4 separate regions of the Homo sapiens genome follow, and all the other regions are linked to region 3. Evidence: chromatin loops called from intact Hi-C (ENCODE). Cell type or tissue: PC-9. All regions are shown on one strand.

Evidence for each region. A loop is a pair of places that touch in the nucleus more often than their neighbours do. Peaks named below come from ENCODE experiments on the same cell type or tissue, not always from the same donor. Only the 100,000 strongest peaks of a DNase experiment are listed, where the experiment ranks them.
Region 1: a loop joins it to region 3, with 16 times the contacts of the local background. A loop is called at or near these places in 5 of 110 quality-filtered maps.
Region 2: a loop joins it to region 3, with 15 times the contacts of the local background. A loop is called at or near these places in 3 of 110 quality-filtered maps.
Region 4: it touches region 3 in a loop (5-fold over the local background); 5 of 110 quality-filtered maps call a loop at or near these places.

The regions. Positions count from the first base shown.
Region 1 is chr17:66,273,018-66,278,017 of GRCh38, reverse strand. No RefSeq gene overlaps it. Among named protein-coding and RNA genes, the nearest start is that of PRKCA, 27 kb to the left of the region's middle. RefSeq lists a silencer at 1,193-1,487. In PC-9, no CTCF peak of the experiment used is centred here; DNase peaks (open chromatin) are centred at 1,257, 2,207 and 4,837; H3K4me3 peaks cover 715 bases; H3K27ac peaks cover 4,003 bases.
Region 2 is chr17:66,635,470-66,640,469 of GRCh38, reverse strand. All of the region lies in intron 3 of PRKCA (protein kinase C alpha), which reads right to left. It also overlaps the pseudogene RNU6-928P and the pseudogene RNA5SP445. Among named protein-coding and RNA genes, the nearest start is that of MIR634, 150 kb to the left of the region's middle. In PC-9, no CTCF peak of the experiment used is centred here; DNase peaks (open chromatin) are centred at 2,809 and 4,059; H3K27ac peaks cover 2,425 bases.
Region 3 is chr17:66,464,817-66,469,816 of GRCh38, reverse strand. All of the region lies in intron 2 of PRKCA (protein kinase C alpha), which reads right to left. Among named protein-coding and RNA genes, the nearest start is that of PRKCA-AS1, 50 kb to the right of the region's middle. RefSeq lists a silencer at 2,512-2,806. In PC-9, no CTCF peak of the experiment used is centred here; DNase peaks (open chromatin) are centred at 996 and 2,646; H3K4me3 peaks cover 1,088 bases; H3K27ac peaks cover 4,347 bases.
Region 4 is chr17:66,671,759-66,676,758 of GRCh38, reverse strand. All of the region lies in intron 5 of PRKCA (protein kinase C alpha), which reads right to left. Among named protein-coding and RNA genes, the nearest start is that of MIR634, 110 kb to the left of the region's middle. RefSeq lists an enhancer at 1-564. In PC-9, a CTCF peak has its summit at 2,749; DNase peaks (open chromatin) are centred at 128 and 2,648; H3K4me3 peaks cover 33 bases; H3K27ac peaks cover 1,271 bases.

The DNA.
Region 1 (5,000 bases), 190 kb after region 3:
TTCTTAGCATTAGGTTTGCACCGCAGTTCTGATAAATTTCCATCTTTTTCCAGGAATCTTCATGAATATTCCACCCCTTAATTCAATAAACCCATAAATGTAGGGACTCCAAACCCCATTGCACTTGCACTTCCCTTTCTTAAGTGTGTAATTCTGCCTTTGCAATAAATCTCTGTACTTTCACTGAAAGAAAAAAAAAAAAGGTCTCACTCTGTCACCCAGGCTGGAGCGCAGTGGTGCTATCACTGCTTACTGCATTTCAACCTCCAGGGCTCAAGCCATCTTCTCACCTCAGCCTCCCAAGTAGCTGAGACTACAGGCACAGGCCACCATGCCCGGCTAATCTTTTTATTTATTTATTAATTTTTTAGAGACGGGGTCTTGCTATGTTGCTCAGGCTGATCTTGAACTCCTGGCCTCAAGCAATCCTACCACCTCAGCCTTCCAAAGTGCTGGGATTACAGGCATAAGCCACCACACCTGGCCATGATAAAACTCCTTTTTGTCATGGAGAAAATCCTCAGTGCTCCACGCTCAGCTGCTGCATGTTCCAGAGCTTCACTTCTCCCTCCCGCAGTTCAGCCTTTGGCCATTTCATTCCTCATTAGCACCTTCCCTGGGAAGAAGAACAGAGAGAAGCTGGAACTCAGGTCAGTCAATTTTGCTATTAGTAACTGTTGCCAAGATTGAGTTGGGGAGAGGAAAAGAAGCAGTCAAAATAAAGGTTAGGAATTATGTGTATATTTTTATAATACAGCTGTCTATTTCTCTGTCTCTCATTTCTCTCTTTTTTTTTCTTTTTTTTTTTTGAGATGGAGTCTTTCTCTGTTGCCCAGGCTGGAGTGCAGTGGCACTGTGTCAGCTCACTGCAAGCTCCACCTCCCGGGTTCACACTATTCTCCTGCCTCAACCTCCTGAGTAGCTGGGACTACAAGCGCCCGCCACCACACCTGGCTAATTTTTTGTATTTTTAGTAGAGACGGGGTTTCACCATGTTAGCCAGGATGGTCTCGATCTCCTGGCCTTGTGATCCGCCCGTCTCGGCCTCCCAAAATTCTGGGATTACAGGCATGAGCCACTGCGCCCAGCCCTCATTTCTCTTTACTGAAACATCTCTGTAGAAAAGTCTGGGTCCCATGTCTCCACTTCCTCACCCCCACTCATTGCTTAACCCCACTCCCAATCCAGTGTTCTGCTAGGTTTGTCTTTTCCAAGGCCATGAGTAATCTCTTGGTTGCCAAATCATAGGGCCTTTTCTTATCTGTGTGATATTGGAATGGCTAACCTTAACACTCACTGTTCAGATTGCCAGCTATGCCCTTATCTTCTGAGAATACTTGTTGTCTACCCAACTCCATTTTCCCCTTCTGCTTTGCAATGCTTTTCTAGGGATATGTGCCCATCTAAGATACTACACTCCTAAACTCCTTTGCAGCTGTGACCAGTGAGATATGAGCAGGATTATGCACAGAGAGAGGCAGCCTAGAAAGCCATCAGCCACTTCTTCTGGCGGCTTGGACAGGATCCTGACTGTAGCCTCCTTTTTCCAGCCAGCCAGGGCTTTGGAGGCCTGAGATCATTACATCCTAATGAAATTTCCTTTTCCCGAATACAGCTGTGGTCTAAGCAGCCTCCTGTAGAATAAGTGTTCTGGGAGGCTGCAGCTATACCTTTGGGGGTCCCTGAGAAAGGGAACGGGAAATTCATTTGGGAGAAGAGGGTTTCTGTGTGAAGCATTGAGAATGATCCTTGGTTGTTCTTTCTGGTGCAAAGAGTGACATATCGAGAGACAACAGAGCTGTAGGGGATAGGGACAGGAGCCCCACCTAAGCACCAGCACGAGCCAGGCTGGAAGGGGGACCTCTTAGCTTGAGCAGCTGGAAATGCCCAGGTTCCTGCTTGTGCTTAGAGAATTGGAGGAGATTGGAGTGAGAAGTGCTCTGCAGAAGCCTCTGGAAGTCAATCTGACACCTCAGCGGAGGATGAGAAGCAGGCCCCATCAGGAGGACGGGTGGGACTGGGGTGGGGTGGGGCTGCATGGGAATGATTGTGCGGCGAGTAGACGAGCCAAGTAGGAAAAGATCAGCAAGTTGTATAAAGGCCACTGGGGAATACTCCTAGTTAGAGTGGGGGACCTTGGGCACAGTGAGTCACTGTGGCATCACACAATCCTTGCTGGTTTTGTTTTCTCAGTGACACATCTTCCTGATACACTGTGGTCACTCTACTGGCTAGTCTGCAAGTGGTGCCAGCTCACTGAGTCATCTACTGGAAAGACTGTCTTAGGCACGTAATACCTTGCAAAGATAATCTGCACTGCTGTGGGGTGGTCCATAGGGCTCAGATGAATTCCTGAGACTTTGGGTAAATCCTATTCTCTTCTGAGCCTCAGTTTTCTTAGCTATGAAATGAGAGTGGGATTCCACTTATGTGAACAAAGGCTATTGGCTTTGTTGTAAGGACTAACGAGGTGATATATTTATTTCTTATTTTTATTATTTTTATTTTATTTACTATTATTATTATTATTTTTTGGAGATGGAGTCTTGCTCCGCCGCCCAGACTGGAGTGCAGTGGCACAATCTCAGCTCACTGCAACCTCCACTTCCTGGGTTGACACAATTCTCCTGCCTCAGCCTCCCAAGTAGCTGGGATTACGGGCACATGCCAACATGCCTGGCTAATTTTTTTTTTTTTTTTTTGTATTTTAGTAGAGACAGGGTTTCACCACGTTGCCCGGGCTGGTCTCGAACTCCTGAGCTCAGGCAATCCGCCCACCTCAGCCTCCCAAAGTTCTAGGATTACAGGTGTGAGCCACCATGCCTGGCCTGTTTTTATTTATTTTATTTTTGAGACAGAGTCTCACTCTGTCACCCAGGCTGGAGTGCAGTGGTACGATCTTGGCTCACTGCAACTTCTGCCTCCCAGGCTCGAGCAAGCCTCCCACCTCAGCCTCCCCAGTAGCTGGGATTACAGGCATGCACCACCATGTCAGGCTAATTTTTGTATTTTTGGTAGAGATGGGGTCTCACTATGCTGGAGTTGGAGAACTCCTAGGCTTAAGCAATCCTGCCTTGGCCTCCCAAAGTGTTGGGATTACAGGCGTGAGCCACCATGCCAGGTGAGGTCTAGAATTTGAGGCCAGCCTGGGCAACATAGTGAGACCCTGCCTCTACAAAACACTTTAAAAATAATTAGCTGGGCATGGTTGCCTATGCCTGTAATACTAACTACTCAGGAGGCTGAGGTAGGAGGATTGTCAGAGCCCAGGAAGTCCAGGCTGCAGCCGGATGATGGAGCAAGACTCTGTCTCTAAAAAATTTTTGTAAATAGGCCAGGCGCAGTTGCTCACGCCTGTAATCCCAGCACTTTGGGAGGCCGAGACGGGCAGATCACGAGGTCAGGAGATCAAGACCATCCTGGCTAATGCAGTGAAACCCCGTCTCTACTAAAAATACAAAAAATTAGCCAGGCGCGGTGACGGGCACCTGTAGTCCCAGCTGCTTGGGAGGCTGAGGCAGGAGAATGGCGTGAACCCGGGAGGCAGAGCTTGCAATGAGCCGAGATCGCGTCACTGCACTCCAGCCTGGGTGACAGAGCAAGACTCCGTCTCAAAAAAAAAAAAAAAAATTGTAAATAATAATGATTTAAAAAAACATTCAGGCTCTTTCTGATACTTATGCATGGTCTAATGAATTCCCTTTCTTCTTGTTTGTGCAATGGCTGTCTCTAACACAAGGTTTAGACTTTTGAATACTTTTTTTTTTTTTGCACAGATACCGTTTCTTTTTCTTGTTTAGACACAGGATCTTGCTCTGTCACTGTCACCTAGGCTGGAGTGTGTAGCTATCACAGCTCACTGCATCCTCCAACTTCTGGGCACAAGGGATCCTGCCACCTCAGCCTCTTGAGTAGCTGGGACTACAGTTATGTACCACCCAGGCCCAGCTACACTTTTTAAAGAGATGGGGGTCTTGGTACATTGTCCAGCTGGTCTAGAACTCCTGGACTCAAGCAGTCCTTCTGCCTTGGCCTCTCAAGGTGCTGGGGTTGCAGGCATGAGCCACTGTGCCCAGCTTTTTGTTGTTGTTGTTTTGTTTTCGTTTTGTTTTGAGAGACAGGCTCTATCTCTGTCTCCCAGGCTAGAGTGCAGTGGCATAATCATAGCTCACTATAGCCTTGAATTACTGGGCTCAAGCAACCCTCCTGTCTTAACCTCCAGTGTAGCTAGGAATTTAGGTGTGTGGCACAACACCTGGCTGATTTTTAATTTTTTTATATAAATGGAGTCTCACTATGTTGGCCAGGCTGGTCTCAAACTCCTGGCCTCAAGCAATCCCCCTGCCTTGGCCTCCCAAGGTGCTGGGATTACAACCTTGATCCACCATGCCTGACCAGCACAGATAATTATTAATGATTGTTTCATACTCCAGATGTCAGCTTGCTTTGCAAAAATGTAGCAGTATCTATTATGTTCTTTGTAAAGATACGAGTAATAAAAGCTCACACTGCAAAATTTTCACAAATGTAATTTCATTTATTCTTCACCAAAGCCTTATTTTGTGGATCAGAACATTGAGGTTCACTGCCATCATGACTGATTTTCTAATTGTTATGATATCCTTCTGGAAAGGTGGGGTTTTTTTTTGCTGTTATCGTACATCTCAAGGGCCTTTAATGGGATGAGTGACTCACTGTAAAGTTTGTAAGTTGGGTGACTTTATCACTGACATCCCTCAGGAACAGCCACAAGAAGTAAATGGGGGTGGATTTTTAGTGTTTGCCACTGACACATTCTTAGTTTTAGCCAAAAAAAAAAAAAAAAGAAAAAGAAAAAAAGAAAAAGCTAAAGCAACTCATTACACAAGAATGCCGCCCCGTCTTGGACTCTCCTCTTCAACAAGGATGATTCCTGCCCTGTAAAATTACATTGTAAGAAACGTGTCAAAGATGAAAAAATTTGGAAGCATGTTCAATCAATAAGATTGCTGGAAAGCAAA
Region 2 (5,000 bases), 170 kb before region 3:
CACTGAAATTACGCCTCCCCATAGCCCACTGCAATTTCATTACCTTCTCTAGCATACCACATAGAGCACCAAAGGTGCAACCAGACATCTTTTTTCTTTAGATTTTTAAGCTTTTGTCCCTCAACTCACAGATTATGGATAGGGAAGAAAAATGATATACAGAAGACCATCGTGGTTAAAGAGCGTAGATTCTGGAGTCACTGCCTGGGTTCAGGTTCCAGCTCTGCTACTACCCAGAGGCATGGCCTTGGACGAATTACTTATCCTTTCTGCCTCATCTATAAGCTGGGAAATTAACAGCATCTGTCTTCTGTGGTTACTATAAATAAGGACAAAACGAGTCAGTCTTTGTAAAATGCTTAGAAGAGTGCCGTATCACAGGGTAGGTAGGTACCACGCAGGTAGTGCAGATAAGCGCCTCTGCTTCTGGGGCCTCTGCTTATTTATTTATTCAATTTTATTATTATTATTTTTTGAGACAGAGTCTCACTCTGTCACCCAAGCTGGAGTGCAGTGGCACGAGCTCGGCTCACTGCAACCTCTGCCTCCCAGGTTCAAGCGATTCTCCTGTCTCAGCCTCCCAAGTAGCTGGGATTACAAGTGCCTGCCACCACACCTAATTTTTTTTAATTTTTAGTAGAGATGGGGTTTCACCATGTTATTCAGGCTGGTCTCAAACTCCTGACATCAGGTGATCTACTTGCTTCGGCCTCCCAAAGTGCTGGGATTACAGGCATGCGCCACCGCGCCCAGCCTCCTCTGTTTATTAATATATAAAGGTAGGCCAGGCACAGTGGCACACACCTGTAATCTCAGCACTTTGGGAGGCTGAGGCAGTCAGATCACCTGAGATCAGGAGTTTGAGACCAGCCTGGCCAACATGGTGATACCCTGTCTCTATTAAAAATACAAAAATTACCCAGGCATGGTGGCGTGTGCCTGTAATCCCAGCTACTTGAGAGGCTGAGGCAGGAGAATCGCTTGAGTCCAGGAGGTGGAGGTTGCAGTGAGCTGAGATTATGCCACTGCACGCCAGCCTGGGCGACAGAGCGAGCCTCCATCTCAAAAAATAAATAAATAAATAATAGTAGAGCTCTGAGCTTCTACTTAGATGATCTATTTGTCTCCCATCCAAGTACTAACCGGACCCGACCCTGCTTAGCTTTCCATCAGGCATGTTCAGGGTGGTATGGCCATAGACTCTACTGTTCTATTGGAACTATAAAACAATTTCATATTCAACATGTACCTATCAGGACTCATTCCTATTAAGTTCTTCCTCTTGAATCACTCCTTGTGGCCTGAGCAGCTGCAAAGGCAGAGTGGCCATCCACTGAATTAAGCAAGACTTTAGAAGATCAGGGTTTGGGGAAGGGCAGGAGATCCAGAGATCTACTGTAGACATAATAAGCTTGAATTAACCTTTCTCTCAGGGTTTCTCCAATGCAAAGTGACATAAAGCAGAATATTCTTGGCTGCTGACTTTCTGAGGGCCTTGGTGCTGGTGATTTCGGGGAATTCCAAAGGTGATTCTGACTGTAAGATAATTCATCTTTTGGTTGACTATGGAACCTAAACCCTAAGCCACATATATGCCAAAGGCTTGTTATGACTTTTTTTTTTTTAGACAGTCTTGCTCTGTTGCCCAGGCTAGAGTGCAGTGGCACGATCTCTGCTCACTGCAAGCTCTGCCTCCCAGGTTCATGCCATTCTCCTGCCTCAGCCCCCCGAGTAGCTGGGACTACAGGCACCCACTACCACGCCTGGCTAATTTTTGGTATTTTTAGTGGAGACGGGGTTTCACTTTGTTAGCCAGGATGGTCTTGATCTCCTGACCTCGTGATCCACCTGCCTTGGCCTCCCAAAGCATTTGGCCTATGACTACTTTTTAAAGACACAGATTTGAGAATTCTGAAATAGTTCAATCATACAGAGAAGTATAAAGAATAGTAAACCCCTCGTGTCTGCACCACCCAGAACTTATAAAAATGAGCATTTTCCCCTAGTTTTTACTGCCTAATTATCCTCGTTTTACAGAGATGTTAATGACCTTCCCCAAATCACATGGTTGATGAACATCAGACCTCAGATTTTTTTTTATATGAAACAGTTCACATATTTGCACGTGATCCTTGCACAGGAACAACGCTCATCTCTGTTTCACTCCAAGTTTTGTATTTGTGCTGCTTCAGAGAGCACAGACCTACGATGTGACCAACGTTGGATTCCCATCACAAGAGCTTTTGGAGATCTACCCAGAATGAGGATCTGGCTCTCAATATATTTACAACGCATTTTTATATTTGCAACATATATATATATATATACACACACACACACACACATATATATATATATATTTTAGAAACAAGTCCACCACCTATTTTTGTAAATAAAATTTTATTGGAAAACAGACATGCTCCTTTATTTACATATTTTCTTTGGCTATAATGGCAGAGTTGAGTAATTATGACAGAGACTGTGTGGGCCACAAAATCTAAAATATTTACTATTTGGGTCCTTTTAGGAAAAGTTTGCCAAGCCCTGCTTTAGGACAAGGGTTTTCAGAGCATGGTTCCCGCACAGCATCACATCACTTGGAACTTGTTAGAAAGGCATAGTACTTAGTCCTTTCCCAGACCAACCGAGTCAGAAACTCTGGGGGTGGGGCCTCACAGTCTGTGTTTGAGCAGATCCTGCCAGTGATCCTTGTGTTGGCGGACACACTAAAGACTGGAAAACCACTGCTCTAGGAGGTCATTCAACAAATATTTAGTAAGTGTGTCACTGGTGCGAGGTGAGTACCTAGCACCTCTATGTGTAGATGATTAATGATATCCTCGAGGCAGGTCAGTGGTTTACCTCCTAAATGTTTCTCTCAGGGTGTGAGACATCAACATCTTCCTTGACAGGTTATTTCTTCTAGAAAGCAGTAGTTGGGTCCACGGTCTGAAGTATGGCCTTAGACTTCCACCATTAGGGAAGCCCACCACTTTTGCCAGGATCCCAGGACATCAGGAAGAATGTTCAGGGAGTAGGTTGGTGCCAGCACCAATTAAAAATACCTGTGTTGACAGGAAAGGTTGCGTCCTACAGTGCGGAGGGCGCAGAATATGCCAGGGGAAATGAAGGAACCAGTTTTCCCTGCAGAAACGAGGCATCAACAAATGGCACTAAATTAATAAAGAATGGCAGCTCGCACGGAGCCCTCAGGAGTATGTGCATGCCAGGCAGCCCCAGGGTGGTTGTCATACCAGTTGGTTGTCACATAGATCTCCATTGATGTGGCACACAGGCAACTCACTTTTCAGGAAAACCTAAGGCTTACTCACGCAACAGCCATATGGCACCTTCAGGTTCTCACCGTTTGGAGGTGTAGGAAGAGAGGAAACCATCGCTTCCACCTCCTGCCTAAGTCTGGAGAACCAGCAAGTCTTGGAGTTGTCACACCCCAAAATTACATGTGGCCAAAGATCCTGCCTATGAATTACAACGACAGTAATAATAATAGCACCAGCTGTTTGTTGATCAGCAATTGTGCACAGGTGCTTCACAATAACCAGGATCTTTGTTTAGAACAAGAGAGTCTCCTATGAGAAGAGCACTTAGCAGGACTGTGGAGACCTGTGTTCTGACCCCAGTCCCGGCACAAGCTCTTACCTTGGAAAAGTCACGTCATTTATTTATAAAGCAGAAATAAAACCAATCTGCCCGTGTCATGGGCAAGGGGTGACACCCAGCTTAGGGAATATAAGAGAAAGACTTTGCAACCTGAAAATCCTTAGACAAATATAAGCAATTATTATTACATTATCCTTAGGAGCAAACTTCAAGGTGCCCAGGGTTTCCCCAAAATACTTTAGTGACTTGGGCCTGGATGGGGAGGAAACAGGACTCCCTATCCTCTGGGCTAATCACCCTCAGGCTTCATAGGTGGTCAGAGTGAAGGCCAAGCTGGCAGAAGTCAAGGGACTTCCTCCTAGGTCCCGCATTCCCGACTTCTGCACCCCATGCCTGGACTTTCAAGCCAGTCCTCTTGGCAAATGCCCTGAGTGGTGTTTTGTTAAACTGTCTGCTAACCCAAACCACCTCTTGCACTGTCTCAATTATATGGATGATGCCATTTCTTGCACTGCAGCAATGGGATGCAGGAGCATGGAAACTCTTTTCCAGTCTAATTAATCTCACCTAGTCTGACAAAAGAAACCACAGTGTTAGCGACAGAGCTGTGAGTCATGAAGATCTGCAGAGAGCAACTCGTCCTAAAAACTCCCCAGGCTCACTGTGTTTCTATCAATAGCCTCTAAATAGTGATGCATTTTACTTCTGTGGGCCCTGATTTCCTCATCTGGAGCCTAAATGTATTGGGTGGGATCAGCATTTTTAAAACGTCAGGTGGTGCCTAAGGATGCTGAGGATGGAGGCAGGAGAAGGCAGAAGAGGGAGACCACTGCTAAAATTAAAGTTGAAAACAACCGGACTAGATCATCTCTTTAATTCTTTTTTTTTTAAAGCTATTTAATTTGAAATAATTTAAGACTCACAAGAATTTGCAAAAATAGTACAGACTGTTCCTTCATACCCTTCATCCAGCTTCCCCAGTGATAACATCTTACATAACCACGGCACATTTGCAGACCCAGGACAATGCTACAATACCATTAACTAAACTACAGAGTTTAGGGTTTCATCAGATTTTACATGCATAATTCCAATGCAAGAGCATTTACTGTACTACATATGTATTAAATATACTGTTTACTGAATAGGGAATACAGTAGTATTGGCTGGTGAAATACATTAACTCAAGTAGAACAGCACCAAAGGAACATCTTTTACTTCTTCATTAAATATATAACCCGCTGATCTCATGTTAAGGAGTCGTGGGAGGATGAGTCTAAAGATTTATCTGAAAAGCAGAATTAGGACGCTTTTCTCTAAGTAAAGGAAACACACTGCTGTTTCCAAACCTTTCTGACCCGTTTTTCAAAACAAAATCA
Region 3 (5,000 bases):
CTAAAAAAAACATAAATACCCCCACTTAGGGGCTGGGAGACTTAACCCAATTGATTGTGTTCGCACTTCAGAAAAAAACAACTCAAAGCTTAAGTATTTGCAGACAGCTTTTTGTCCTACTTGCAAATGTTTCCTCAATAATACAAGTGACAGAATTAGGCAATGTGCTAGGGAGGAAGATAATTTAATGTAAAATGTCCTTTACAAGGTATCACATGCTAGTAAATCCCAATCTACAAAATTAATTATAAACCCACAAAAATTACATAGAATAGTAATGAATTGCTCAGATACCTAGAAAGATGGACTTTCTTTTTTAAATTAAGACCATTTTCACCAAAGTGCTATATTGTGGTTGTCACGTGATTGACGGGTGTTTGTTTTCAATATTATTTATTTCTATCTTATTTCCCCCAATGAGCATATGTCACTAAAAGTTTTGTTTTGTTTTGTTTTTAAGAAACACAGCACCCCTCATATTTACTCCTACACTAAACAAATAATCACTCAGGCTACAGAGCAGCAAAAAAGAATGGCAGGAATGTGTTCCAAGCAAGCCTTTGCAAAATGATAGCAGGGCACCTTTCTCTTTAGCAGATTTGTGGATCACAACTAAATGACAGCTCTGGCTGGGGGTAGAGGAGGGTGCCCCAGTGTTCTCGAGATGGTGAACGACTGGAATGTGGACAGAAAGAGGAAGGAAACTGTGGCCATGGAGCCTCGTTTGCATTTCGAGGGAATAAGGCATCTGTAGGGGAAGGGGAACTAAGTGGAGCCCGGCAGAGACTTTAAATGCCATTCTCAGAGTCCATGGCCTTCTTGGCTCTGACTAGAAAGTCTACAGTTGAAAGTGGTGGCCCAGAAGGGAACTGGGCTGAGCTACTTCCCTTCAACATTTCTGCTGGGAAGACAGCATTCAAAGCAGAACCTTCAGGGGAAATAGAGAGGATTGCAAAATAGAGAGGAATGATGGGTAATTTCTGGAGGTGAGAGGAAGTGGTGAATGGGAATCTGGGTTTCTCCTGCATGCCAGCCACAACTTCTGTTTCTCTTCAGTTTCATTCATGTTAGCTCTCGCCCCTCCCACTTTCCCACCCTCCACCCTCCTTCAGAAGTCCTTTACCTGTGCGCTCTTGCCCTAATGCTGCCATAGTTAGCTGGTTTCAGACCACACCTTCCATTTAGAGACCTCAGACAACCCTGGGCATTTACTCCAGGTCAGCTTCCTATTGAAAAGCATACAAATATGTTGGGAACAAGAGGCAAAAACAGAAGGGTGCCCATGTTTCTCAGCCAGATAGGATCTGTCAGTTATAATAGGGTTGGACCTTAGGAAAAACATGAATTATGACTTGCCAGGAAAAAAAATGCATGTGCAGGAACAAGTCAGTCAGCTGACTACAAACTGCTGCACCAAGATAGCAAATGTGTGCCTCCCACAGCCAGCGACCCAGTCAGCCCACACAAATGAGGACAGAGTCCTCAGTGACAGAGACACCCTGTGATGTTGCTGCAAGAGTGTGCATCTTGATTCAGACAAGTTCATTTCAAAAAATATTTTTCACCTGTATATCTTTTTAAATAGGTAAATACACAGCACAGACCCAGATAAAGGAAAAAGTCATTCTGTAGTTTTCATTTCTTTAAGCCAAAATGTCGAATGGAAAATATGTGCTTTTTGACAAATGTAGCTTTATCATTTCAGAGACATCGTATCTTCACTTTGTATTTTAGTTGCATAGAAGAAATAAAGAAGCATCAAAATGATACCCCACTGCTCCTGGAAACAGCTAATGAGGAGTTCCTAAACTAAGAGTCATTTCTGTCAAACACGAGGAAAGTGGAACTATCAGCAAGGAAAGATAACTTGTTAGTCATATAAATGCTCCTGGGAGCCATGAAAAGTTTTCTGTTGTTTTTTTTTTTAATTTTTTGTTTTTGTTTTTTAAGTACAACCAAGGCCAGACGCAGTGGCTCATACCTGTAATCCTAGCACTTTGGAAGGCCAAGGCGTGGGGATCGCTTGAGCCCAGAAGTTCAAGACAAGCCTGAGCAACATAGTGAGACCCCATCTCCACAAAAAATTAAAAAATTAGCTAGGCATACTAGCATGCACCTGTGGTCCCAGCTACTCAGGAGGTTGAAGCAGGAGGATCGCTTGAGCCCAGGAGTTTGAGGCTGTGGTGAGCCAAGATGGTGCCACTGCACTCCAGCCTGGGTGACACAGTGAGACTGTCAAAAACAAACAAAAATGTACAAACAAAATTTCATTCTAATTTTTAAAAGCACTAGAGCAGGTACTATTGGTGATAGGGCTGTTTTTCTGCAAAAAAAAATGTGTTTGCCCAGCTAAACAAGCATTTTGTTCACAATGAAAACTAAGCTATTATTTAGTCAAAAGCCATCATTTACAGATGAGGAAACTGAGGCAGTTTACCTTAAATCAGCCAGTTATAGCACATTATGTATAGTAACTGCTGAGGTTAGCTACACGACATCTGGCTACATAGCATGAAATGAGAGTACAGCTGACATCACTCCGTTCATACACTTTGGAATTCCTGAGATTTAACCACTCATGGTATTGGAATGTACCATGCCATGGCCTAAATGAGAGCCTGTAAGCCACGATACAAACCAAAAGATCTTTGCACACCACCTCCTGCGCATGAGGCAACATGCACAGTCATCCCTCTCTAAGATGCTCAGAGGAAGAGGAAAATAATGTGTTGAACAACAGCCATCTCTGTCGTGTGTGTTTGCAGGGCAACGAAGCCATCAGCAAACATCTTTTCATAGTAGGTTCAGTTTGAATATGAGCATCATTTTGCTTTCATTTTCAAATTTTCTTGCTACAAGGAAAAGTGAATCATTCCATAGTTTCAAATGCCAGTCACAAATTTAAACTGAGGGCATGAGTAATTTAAGTCTTTTTTTTTTTTAAATGAAGGAAGAGGTCACAAGTCAAACATCCACGTGGACTTCCCTTCTTTGACCCCAGCGTGAAGGAATTCGCAGGTTAAAGGCTTTTACTGCTAATCTTAGCACCACTGTTATTCCCACTTCTCTTTAGAAATAAAGTCAATTTTATTAAAAGCTGAAGTTTCAAGTTTTTGTGCATTACACCAAAAATTTAATAAAGAAAAGAACGATGTTTAGATTTTATGTGGAATACTTATCAATTCTTAACAGCACAGACTCCATCTTTGATTATTTTTAAATGTTCAGTGTGGCCAAATTATGTTAAATGGTATTTTGCCAAGAAGTTTCTTCCATTTTGAGGTAAGGAGAAGAAAACGTGGAGGAAGAGAAAGTCACTTGTTGCTCAGTGGGAACCACTTTGCAGAATAATTCTGACCCCCATCTCAGCTCCACAAGCAAGTTCCCAGAAAGGGCTTCCCAAGGCCCGTGGCTTGTGAGCAGTGCAGGTGGCCTCAAACGCAGGGCTCCCTGGGTCTGGCTTCAAACTCTTCCAGCTGGGACACCTGGGACCAAGCTCTACTTCCCCCAGCTCAGTTCCCATTAGATGCTTCCTCCACCCACACACAAATTCTTTCCACACGTGCAGTTCATGTTCCAAAATTTCATTCACCGACTACAGAAAAAAGGTACAGGCGTCTAGAGTGAGGAGATCCAGACCCATCCTCGTGCTTCGACATATTTCAGTGACTTCTTAAAATTCTCAGTATTGGGCTCTGCACACAGCAGCTATGTAACAAAACAGCTGCTGGTGCACTTGGATGTAAAATGCTTCTCTGTTTCTTCTCAATATAATGGAACTAAGAATGATTTCCTATGTCAGAGAACTATATAGCCCTACAGAAGAACAGCTTTTGACTTATTGCTGAGATTACATTAGGCTATACAAACTGAGTTATCCATGTGAAGAAACTCCTTTAAAAAAAAAAGTCAAATCTTACACAATAAGAAAGAAAGTACATGCAAATAAACAACTCCAAAAAGCATTTAAAATGTTACTGGCCTCAATAAATTTCCTTGCTTGGGTGGAAAGAGGTTGTGGAATGGGGATGGTTGTCTCTTCGAATTAAAGCTACCTTTGTTCATAATACCAACTTTTCTCTCTATGCAGATCTACTGTTAGAATTAAAACATATCAGGCCAGGCACAGTGGCTCCCCTCTGTAATCTCAACACTTTTGAGGGGCCAAGGTGGGAGGACTGCTCAAGCTCAGGAGTGTGAGACCAGCTTGGACAACACAGCAAGACTTCATCTCTACTTAAAAAAAAAAAAAAATTAACTAGCCAGGCATGGTGGCACATGCCTTTAGTCCCAGCTACTCAGGAGACTGAGGTGGGAGGATCTCTTGAGCCCAGGAGTTTGAGGCTGCTGTGAACCATGATCACACCACTGCACTCCAGTCTGGGCAAGAGAGTAAGACCTATCTCAAAAATTAAAAAAAATTAAAAAATAATTATAACATATCAGTTGACAAATTCCTTCCAGATATACCATTATGATAAGTCAAATTTAAGAATTACCCGATGCTATCAGTTTCTTAGGGAAGTCTTGAAACAAAATTCCCTTTCCCACAAAACAAATCTCGTTTACAAAACAGCTCATAGGACTAAAGTTCTGGATAGACATAAAAGATAAATTAAAGGATTAGTCCTTCCTATTCTGCAAATGTTAAGTTGTGGTTATTAAGGCTATGGGGGTTGGCCTAGTCAAAGAGTTTCCTAGTCATTCATTTATTTACTTAAGTTATTGCTTATGTCACTGGTAAAGAAACAAACTATGTTTCTACCAAGAAACAAAAACCACCAATCCCTTTGTATTTAATTAAAAAAACCAAAACACAAAATTGTAAAACTCTACAAAATAACAAAGGAGAAAGATCTAGATGACCTTGGGTTTGGCAATAACGTTTTAGATACAATACCAAAGGCCAAAGGAGCAATCCATGAAAAAATAATTGGTAAGCTGGATTTCATTATAATTAAAAACTTCTGCTCTGCAAAAGACACTGTCAAAAGAATCAG
Region 4 (5,000 bases), 210 kb before region 3:
TTTCTCCCGGCTTTTCTGGTGCAGCAGTTGGCACTTCTGGACAAACATGACTCACAGCCTCCTCCTCAGGGTATCTGATCTGGCTGTGACCTGTTGCAATTGGCCAACCCCACCTTGTTCAGGCTTCCCCGGCCGGTCCCACACCTTAGCCCCACCCAGAAGCAAGTGCAAACAGTGAGCACCGTAGGACATCCACAGGGCCATTCTTTAATTATGCCACGGCTGCCTCGGAAATAGGGATCTTAAAGGAACATGTGCGCAGTAGCGCTGGGCCACAAGCAAGCTGACCTGTCGGGGCAAGCCTGGTGTGGGAGAGGCCCCTCTGCTTCCTCGTTATTCTAGCTGCGTTTTTCCAGAGCTCAGGGCTTGTCCTGCTGAGAAAGTACCCTCCGAACAGCTTGGTTACTCAGTTCAGGAGCATCTCAAGTGGCCGATGGGCTGGACCAGATAGAAAAAGGGAAAAAACCCTCACCCCACCAGCTCAGCCGCACCACGGAGCTCTCAAGTTTCCTCTGGCTCACATTTTCCCGGTCACGTTACTGGGAAGAACACGCTGTTCTCAGGGTTTGTTTGCGTCTCTACTTTGGGCCTCTTCTGACGATGCTGCGAGGGAGAACTTGGGTCTAAGAAGCTGCCAGTTCCCTCACGTCGCCACAAGTCAGTTCTGCACCGGGAGCCAGAACTCCTCGGCAAATGTTGATTGGGAAACTGGTGGAGTGACAGATTGCCTCCAGAACAGGATTTACCGAGCGCCCTTCCCACGTGATGTTCCGGGGGCGGTCAAGCTGTCTAGCAATAAGGCAAGGGGTTTAGGGGCTCTGACTTGGAACCTCTAAAACCATGCAGGCACACAAACCCTGGCAAGGGTGGGACACGTTACAGGTACTGCTGGGTCAGCTGGCGTGGGACCCCGCGGAGGAACCAGAACTGGCATCGCTAGGGGCTATTATGTGGGCAGAGAAGGCCGTTTCAGGAGAAGGGGCCCAGGCAGGCTCCGGTGGCCGCAGGAGAGGGGGTTGGGAAGTGTAGCTCCCAAGTGTCACTCCTGACGCATACAGATTTTAACTTTGGGTAACAGGCACATCCTAAAACACTCTGGGCCTCTGGGCTGGGCATTCTCCATTCTCTCTAAGCCATGCACCCCTTTAATACAACACTGCAGTTTTGATGACATTCTAGGGTAGGCCCTGGGTAGAGAACCTCTGCTATATGCTTCAAGAGCCTGGTTCTGCAGGGACCGAGGGATCGTCCTCTCTCCACGCACTTTCAGAACCTGTGTGCAAAGGGACAGCAGCCTTCCTCTGGGTCATTCCTACTTCGGCTGGGGATGGGAAGAGCTCTGTGCTGTGGTCTGAATGTTTGTGCCTCCTGCCCCCAATTTGTGTTTGAAATCCTAACCCCCAAGGCGATGACATTAAGAGGAGGGGCCTTTGGGAGGTGATTAGGCCAGGAGGGCAGAGCCTCCATGGAGAGGATCAGTGCCCTTATAAGAGAAGCCCAAGGGAGCTGGTTTGCCCTTCCACCGTGTGAGGATGTGGGGCTGTCGGCAAATGGGCCCTCTCTAGCCACTGAGTCTTCCTGTGCCCTGAACTTGGAGTCTCCAGCCTCCATAACTGTGAGAAGTAAACTTCTGTTGTTTATGAGCCACCCAGTTAAAAAGATATATTAATAGATCAGACTAAGGCAGTTTTGGAGCTGGGAGAAGTCCCGGCAACAGAGAGCAAGTGCTTGCTGGGATCTGCCTTTGGATAGGAGGCGTTGGGTGGTTGGTCCATGATGGTGGTGGCATATCTTGCCACTGGTGTGGGCACGACTTCCCATTGGTGGGCGTGCACTGCAGTCAGGCCCTCCATGGCATAAGGAGGTAACTGATTTCTCAAGCATGAACAATGAAGAGTCGACAGGACAGGTGAGAGTTGGTTGTGGGTGGCAGCCCAGGCACTGCCACTCATCAGACTGATTCACTGGAATCATTTGGCCAGAAGCAACAACAAAATCATATTCTTCTCCCATTAACAAGTTAGAACTGAGATATTCTCTACCACAGCTTGAGTGGCACTTGGTTACTGTATCTTTTAGGCTCCCAACATGGAAAACAGGCCTCTAATCTGTTTCCTACCATTTACTTGAACACCTCTATCTAAATGTCAGTGACGCTCCGTCTTCTGGCCCACATTCCCCTAGCAGATGCTGGTATGACTTAGGAGCTGGCATTGGTTCTGATGGGTTGGTTCTATATGCTAAATATTTAACTGCATGCAACCTATCACATTTAGTATTTATATAACCCAAAAGAACCACTCCACACCAACAAGGTTAGTCTCTTTTAGTTATTTTGAACCCCTACTGCCCAGCACAGCACCATGCGTGAACTGAGTAACTGCTGAACACGTGTATCTCTGTGCCCACCTTGCTCTGTGCTTCTGGGTCCACACTGCCCCATCGCTGGGGACACTCCTCCATCCATCTCAGTGCTGTCAGCCCTTAGCCTTGCACAAGACCCATTTCCTCTGCCCTTCCACTCTCCTGCCAGCCTAGCCCAGCCCAAAGGTGTTCCATGTCTACAGACTGACAGCACCTTGAGGGCAAGGGCCACACCCCCTCGCATCCCCAGGGATCACTCCCCCAGGGCAACACAGGACAGACAAGATAAAATCTGCGCTCATTGGATTCCTGCTGAATGACCGGAATGCTAACACAGACAGGAAAGCTTGGAAACTTCTCAGCTCTTGGTTGCAGTACATAAAGCGTCCATTTGGAGGGACTCTTGGACAAGGAAAAACCACCCAGGCCTTTTCACGGGCGAAGAAAGCCAGGCCAAAAGGAGTGGCACACTTTTTTGAAAATGTTAAATGCTTTGAAGAAAGAATCTCTGTACCCACAAAGACAAAAGAGCACAGGATGTATCTCCACTTACAGGAAAAATGGGTCAGAAAGGGACTTTTGCTCTTGGTTAAATAGTGATCACGTGGAACTTCTCTAGATTTCAGGAAATAAAATGCACAGGTGTCATCAACCACGATGAACAATTTTTGACTGGGTAATTATAGACTGAGATTCTGTGTACAAACTGGGTCTGGGTGCTGTCTAGTTCACTGCATTTGTTCTATTTATGCTGTATCAAGTCTGCTGACACCGTCTGTGTTTATGAATGTTGCAGAATTTCTGATGTGATCTCTTTCATGTTTAGAAATAATGACCCCTAAATTTTGTGATATTTGTTTCCTTATTACCAGAGACAAAGGCAAGAATAATGAGATACACTAAAAATACACCTGATCAGACATCGCCTCACAGCTTCATATGGCCCTGTACACAAACCTGGACTGAGGGACATTAACCATTTTCTTATTTGGAACCTATTTAGTGAATATTCTATTTTGCTGGTGAGGCTGGCTGCTTGGTGATAAGAGTGAATTTCTGTCCCATTCACGTACCAGAAAACACAGGTTGGCAACTCATCAACCAAAATTCTACTGGAACAAAACTTACATAAGAGAATTCGGAGGACTGTGGTATAAGATGAGAAACAACAATGTTTAGTCCTTGGAAAAAGATCATAAATATTTCATTACTTTCCCTTTTACAATTAGTGGGACATAAAATTTTACATTAAAGTTCTATAATTCTGATGTTTCAAAAGAAAATGAAACCTAGTTGTGAGAGAAATATTTCCCAGGTTATGAGAGACTGAAACGATTCTGCATAAACAACGTAGGAAGATATTTAAGAAAATTTTTTTCTTATTATAGGAGTAACGGGTGCACCCATCATACAAGAAATTTAAAGACATAAAAATATAAAGAAGAAAACTAAAACAACTATACTTCTGCATGGGAGAACCAACATTGGCACATTAGCATGTTTATGGCCAGTATCTTCCACATCTATCTACATTGAAATATTTATTTTTATAGAATTCACATCACACTAGGAATAAAGTTTTAGAACCTGCCTTTATAACAAAGTATGCTTTGAAAACATTTTAAATGTCTAACATCTCATTTTATGGCTAATCAGAATTTATTTAATCAATTCCCTGTTTGGGGGCATCTACAAAGTTTATCATTTTTCACCTTTACAAATAACATAGCAACTGATCATCTTCATGCATAAATATTCATTGAAATTTCTGATACTTTTTTTCTTGTTCTATTTATGCTGTGCAAGTCTGATCATACCCTGTGTGTTTAAGAACGCCACAGATTTTCTGATGCAAAGAAGAATAAGAATACATTCTTGGAAGTAGCTTAAAGGATGGAAATTATTCAAGATTCTTGGCATACATTGCCAAATTACTCCTCTAAAAGTTTACCACAATCCTACCAAAACCATATCAAGAAGTGGTGAGAAAAGTAAAGAATAACACTGTAATTTTGACTTTCTTATTTTTGAGGTTAAATTTTTTTTCCATGGTTATTTGCCCATTTGTATTTATTTCTGCCTGACTTAACTCCTTATTCAAGTTTTCTAGAAGGTAGTAACAAGTTTTCTTACTGTGTTAGAAGAGTTGTTGAGATATAAATGATAAAAGCCTTTTGTCATAGTTGCTGCAAACTGTGTTACATGTCACCATTCTTCTAGAAACAGAGAAGCTTAACTTATTATGTAGTTAAATCTGTCAAACATTTCCTTTTATTTTTTCCATTTCTTTTAGGCTTACAAAAACCTTGCCCTTTCTGAGATTAGCTTAATATTCACCTAAGTTTTAATTATTTTGTTTCTTTCTTATATTTAACTCTTAAGACCATTTGAAATTTATTTTGGTGTACAGTGTGAAAGAAGATCTCATTTATTTTCCTCCAAATGTTTAGACAACTTCTCAACATTATTAGTGGAATAAGCCCTATCTTTCCCATTGGTCTGTGTGGCTTCTGTTTGTTAATGTTCGCTCTGTTTTCAGGGCCATGTATTTTATCTTCTTCAACTTTCTGCTAATTTGTGCAACAAGCTTAGACTTTAAATTGTTCTAGATTTCCAATGCATGTTAGTGGTACAAG